2 separate regions of the Homo sapiens genome follow, and region 1 is linked to region 2. Evidence: read pairs that join two places in POLR2A ChIA-PET (ENCODE). Cell type or tissue: MCF 10A. All regions are shown on one strand. Links, peaks and the distances in the headings refer to the core of each region. The heading gives the core; the rest is flanking DNA.

Region 1 (2,914 bases), core at 114-2,613, 60 kb after region 2:
TGCAAGGATAAATTCAGAAGTAATTTTGGGTTGCCCTGACAATTACTAAGTCTAATAATTATTCTTAATCGTTTAACTTTAAGCTTAACCATTTTCGGAGGGAAAGTTGTTATTTGTCTAATAGAACTAGATGACCTCAGCTATGCTTTTTCATATATTTTGTGTTAAAATTAACAAAGATTGTATTAAAATCTTCTTTTGTTCTTATGGCAAAAGTGATATTCTATATTAATAGGCAAAAATAACATTAAAATTACATGTAGTTGTGTAAGATTTATAAAATATTCTATTTTCTACCATCTTTGTGGTTTTGTTTTAAATAAAAATTAACTCATATGGTCCACATTCTTTGGCATTGTTCATGATGCTGAATCGTGTCATTTGAACTGGGCAGACTGGGACTGGCAGGTCTCCTCCTGGAGACTAATAGGGTCAGTTACTTGCTCACCATCTTAGATGCTGTCCCGTCCATCTCCTCAGTGAAAACCCCAGCCTTTTCCTGCTTCAGGTGCATGCAGGGCCAGACCCTTATCTCATTTGGCCAGAGACACCCTCTGTCCCTCCCTGCCTGGTGCTTTTTGTATCCACAGGTGAGAATCTGAGTTTAGATTCCCTTGGTGAGCAAAGGTAGGGTTATTGGTGAGGCCAGCAACTGCCTGCTCTGGAGCTTCCTCACAGCCAGGGATAGAGACTGCAGCACACAGGCCTGGTCCCTCCTGAGCCACTTCTGCCCCTCCTCAGATGACCCAGACATAGCCTGAAGGGAAGGGAGGAGATACAGGTGTCCCTCCAAGTTACAGCTTTTCCCTGAACCAATCCCACATCCTGGTCCACAGTCACACAGCATGAAGGCAGTGTGAGCATGGAGAAAGAGCCACTGGAAGCTAAAGATGCGGCTAGGACCTGACTCCTCCCTTGTAAAAAGCAGGTGGAACACCTGCTGCAGAAGGAAGGCAGAGGGATACCAAGACTAGGAAGGCTGATGAGGTCCTGCCCTGCTCAGATACCCTCAGCTGAATCCTAAAGCAGCATGAAATGCAGCCAGAAATCCTTTTTAAAGATGATTTCCTCTTTCAACATGTCAGCATAAGGGGAAGGGGGAGTCTGATCCTTCCTCAGCTTGGGCACAGTTCCTTCTTCTGCCAAAAACCATTTGGCAGCAGGCCAACCTGTCCCCAGGAGAAAGGCGTGCTTATGATTCAGTTCTCAAAGCTGCCTTCTTTGCTAAATCATAGCAACTTTTTTAAAAGTTAGTTTCTTTAAGCTAGAGGCGAGGCGAGAACAACGAGTGAAGAAATGACCTGGTCTTCTTCTCTGTCTTCTAGAAGATGTGTCCCAAGCTTTCCTTGAGGCTGTTGCTGAGGAAAAGCCTCATGTAAAACCCTATTTCTCTAAGACCATTCGCGATTTAGAAGTTGTGGAGGGAAGTGCTGCTAGATTTGACTGCAAGATTGAAGGTAAGTTGTAGCTGTGCTTCTCTTCACCATGAATAGGGTGTGGCTGGATGGTAGAGTCCCTACCATGCACCGTGGGCAAGAAGTCAGTTCTGTGCAGCTGGGGACAATGAGGAACTGCCAAGCTTTGGGGGAAACTGGGTCAGCAGGAGCTGCTCATAAAGGGCTATGCCCTGCACTCCCACCTCCTGAAGGTGTGTCCTTCAGTCACTTCCCCAGGGGGCACATTTGAAATTTCACCTACTTACATCAGCCACTAGACCTAAGTTTAGAAATGGCCTTGCATGGACTTACCTGGCTTTGGAACATGCTTAGTGAAATGAGCTTTGCAAACTGCTGAAAAGCATGTGACTTGCCCATATGAGGCCCTCAAAGGAAGGCTGGCACAAAGGCATAGGATGTGGAATCGGCAGGCTCTGCTACTCGTCCACAGGCTGTGTGACCTTGGATGGTGGTCCAACTCCCCTGAGTTACGGTCCCTCTGCTGTAAGATGATAGCTAAGTCACGGAGTGGCTCTGGGGATTCTGTGAGGGGACATATGTGAGAAGGGGGAACCTTTTAGATCTTGTAAAGATGTCACAGAGCAAAGGGAAAAGTTGTGGGACTGGCAGGTACAGAGAGAGTGCATGCATTGTGACTTCAGACTGAGGCCAGTTGGGAGCCAGGCACCCGGGACAAAGCACTCAGCCGGCACCATCTTCCCCAGGCTGCTTATCTGCCTGCTGGGAATAATGCAGCCACAGACCTGTCAGTGGTCAGAGCTCAAGGGACCTTAAGGGGTCATGGCATAGCACCTGAGAAATGAGCAAAGTTGATGACACAAAGCGTTTCCATTTTCATATAGATTGCAACCGTCTAGAAAGAGAAGGGACAAGATAAGACAGGCTCTTTGCTTCAAGTCTGTGACTTTCACCTGCCAACCAGGGTGGTGGGTTATCACCCATTTTGGTCTGACCAAATAAAGCACAGAAGTTTATTAGGCAACTTTCCCGAGGCCGCATAGCACAGTACAGCAGTCAAAACAAACTGTGCCTCCCACTTTCTTTGATTCTCCAGCAATGTGACTAGACAATGCCTTTTGAGTAAAATAACCCAAAGTTAGGAATGGAAAAAATAGTTTTTCTTCTGCATCTTTATATTATCAAAGTGCCTTATCAATGCTTCGCCTACCATAGTCATTTTCCTTTCCTCACTCAATTAAAAGAAAGTGGATGTGCTGCCTTTGATAATGTGAAAATTCTCGGACTGGGGATTCTGCTGAAGGCTCTGGAGCCACTGCTTGCAATTCTCACCATTACCATTGCATTTGGGTCTTCTGAAGTTTCTTTTCCTTTTTGAATGTTTTAAAATAACATAATGATTATCATTTTGTACTTAATTTTCTCTTTGGGATTGTTTCGTACTTAATTTTCTCTTTGGAATTGTTTCATTGATATTTATGTAACTTTTGCCTGGGGCT
Region 2 (2,914 bases), core at 257-2,756:
CCCTGGCTGTGTGTTATATTCACCTGGGGAGCATTTAAACCACTGCCGCACAGGCTTCCCCTGCCCCCAGACCAATTACATCAGAATCTCAGGGGTGGGTGCCAGGCCTCAGTATTTGTTCAAGCTCCAGGTCACGTCATGTGCAGTCAAGCTGGAAACCAGCTGTTCCAGGGAGAAACCTGGTGCCCACACTGTGGGTCTTGAGAAGCAGAAGGGGGTCTCCCCTGCTGCCTCTGTTAAGTGTGGAACTGCCTCGGGGACCCTCACATCAACATCCTTAGGGTATCATGTTGCCCAGAGAGCCGAACAAGGCACCTTGTGGTGGAGAAGCTGGAAGCAGGGAATGAAGCTCAGTCTGAGTTAGTGGGGGAGCAGCAGGCTAGTAGCAAGTGCTTCATCTTTACAGAAAACACACATTCATGACTGGATTAACTCCAGTAGACCCCACTTGGATTTCACTCTGTGTGCAGAGCCCCCATGTTGGAATTTCAGACATCTTGCTCCTGAAAGAATGGGAGTGTGTGTCTCTACACACTCCAAAGTCATGGCCACTTTGTACCCTTTTGCTGGCCCACCCTCCAATCTCTGTTACTCCAAACCTGCTACCCCAACACTGAGAGCGGTGCCAGGCTGGCTCTAGCTGCCCTCCACCTGCTTGCACCCCTGCACTCTTGTCCTTCAGAAGCCTGTACCCTGGGGGCCTGAGAGATACCCTGGGATTTGTTTCTGGAGCCTCCTGAGAAGCTCCTGAGAAGGCAGCTGCCCAGAGATGGGAAGTGAAGGAGATGTCTTGTTTTGTTTTTTTTTTTTTTTTTGAGACAGAGTCTCGCTCTGTCACCAGGCTGGAGTGCAGTGGCGCGATCTCCGCTCACTACAACCTCCGCCTCCTGGTTTCAAGCGATTCTCCTGCCTCAGCCTGCCTAGTAGCTGGGACTACAGCTGCGCACCACCACGCCCAACTAATTTTTGTATTTTTAGTAGAGATGGGGTTTCGCCATGTGGGCCAGGATGGTCTCGATCTCTTGACCTCGTGATCCGCCCGCCTCAGCCTCCCAAAGTGCTGGGATTACAGGCGTGAGCCACCGCGCCCGGCCGAAGATGTCTTTTAGATTTGCACCCATTCTTTTCTCCCTTTGGAGGATAATTGTTAGTTTATTGATTATATACATTATATATGCACACATTCTTATTTAACCATTTTAAACAATATAGAAATATACTATGTACAACATGAAAGTCCTCTTTCATCTCACCCCAATTCTACTCACGCCCCAAAAATACTCAGTGACTTTTTTCTATGCATTTTTATATACAGGCACAAGTACATCAATTGGATTTTTGTCCCACAGAGATGGAATTGCACAGTCTGTATACCTCTGCAACTTGCCTTTTTTTCTTAGCTTTGCCATCCCCAGTCCCAGACACCTCTGATTCCATGAGTGATCTGGCTGTGTGTGTGTGTGTGTTTGTGTGTGTGTTCCTCTGTGTCAAGGGCTGAGAAGTACCTAGTCTAAGAGGGAAATCCATCTTTCCTGAGGTGAGCCTGAGTGATTTTTTCATCAAATAGATCATGACCAGTTCCCTCTTCTGCACACCCCCCTCCCTGCTGAGCACTGACAAGCATGAGGGAAAAGCCAAGGGCATCCACCCCAACCCAAGCAAGGACGGGGTGAGAGAAAGCGGACAGAAGTACAAGTTAACCGGCCAGACACTGACTCACAAGTGCAGGAGGGAGGTGGGAGCAGCTTGGGAAGATTTCGGGATGAGGAAAACGGGGTCAGGTTATGGAGGAGGAGAGGAATGTGGTTTATGTGGTTTGGCTGGAGAGAAAATGATAACATCAGTTGGGGAGAAGGCAGACAGGGAGGAGCCACACAGATGCTGGAGTGAAGATTGTGAGGGCACCTGTCTCAGGACAGCTGCAGGCTGAACAAAATCAGAGTCTACCGAGTGCCTGTGCACTGGGAGCACCTTAGGAGCTCGATCTATGTCACTTCAGCCGAGTCTCACTCAACTGCGCTATAAATAGCTGTTCCCATTTTAGGGATGAACAAAACAGAGCCTCAGAGAACTAAACTGCCCTGTCCAGGGTCTCACAGCTAGTAAGATGTGGAACTGTGGTGCCAACCCTGACCTGCATTCTGGCCACTACACCCTGGCCTGGCTGCAGTCTCAGGATGTACTCTGTGTGTGTGTGTGTGTATATATATATATATATATATATATATATATATATTCATTTATTTATTCATTTAGATAGAGATAGGTACCTACCATTTTAGGCCAAATTGGAGATATCATGCCCTTGAATTCTAACTATGCTGTTGTCCTAAGAACATAACTACAATGCAATTATTGAAATCAAAATCAAAGAGTAAATTTGACATTGAACCAATACTGTTGTCTAATTGATTCATAGTCTACATTTATTGTCAATTGTTCTAATAATGTTCTTTGTGGCTATCTTTTTCTCCTGTTGATGAATATTTAATAATAACACTCCTAAAACACTTCGTGCACTCCTCCAGCCCAGAGTGGGTCCTCTCCTCCCTTTGGAGATGGAACAGGAAAGAAGTTCACAGGCCCAGGGGAGAAACACCCCACACTCTTCCACCTAAGCTGAGTAGGGCATGGGGAGACAGAAATACTCCTGTCGGACTCCAGGTGCCAACTTACTATGATCAGTTCTGGGGCAGCACTCAGGCACAAGACACAGCAAGAAAGCCAATGAGCAGGAGACGAAGGTCTTGGTTCTCCCAGTAGTTAAATATGTGGCCTTGGTCAAAGCCCTTCATTCCTCTGGACTTGGGCTTCCTTGCCAGTCAGATGGGGAGTTTCTCCAGCTGACCTCAGGCCTTTCCCAACTCTGACATCAGCATCAGCCCGTTGGATGGAAAGCTTTTGAGTGACACAG

The links. Peaks named below come from ENCODE experiments on the same cell type or tissue, not always from the same donor. Only the 100,000 strongest peaks of a DNase experiment are listed, where the experiment ranks them.
Region 1: POLR2A ChIA-PET joins it to region 2 with 5 read pairs; 3 of 35 experiments call an interaction of 5 or more read pairs at or near these places.

What each region holds. Positions count from the first base shown.
Region 1 is chr3:123,617,182-123,620,095 of GRCh38, reverse strand. It overlaps MYLK (myosin light chain kinase), which reads left to right. Exons shown (of 34, transcript NM_053025.4): 33 at 1,326-1,457. The region is part of intron 2 of MYLK-AS1 (MYLK antisense RNA 1); the gene reads right to left. Among named protein-coding and RNA genes, the nearest start is that of MYLK-AS1, 33 kb to the right of the region's middle. In MCF 10A, for the core only: no CTCF peak of the experiment used is centred there; a DNase peak (open chromatin) is centred at 1,165.
Region 2 is chr3:123,677,207-123,680,120 of GRCh38, reverse strand. All of the region lies in intron 20 of MYLK (myosin light chain kinase), which reads left to right. Among named protein-coding and RNA genes, the nearest start is that of MYLK-AS2, 11 kb to the left of the region's middle. In MCF 10A, for the core only: no CTCF peak of the experiment used is centred there; a DNase peak (open chromatin) is centred at 1,760.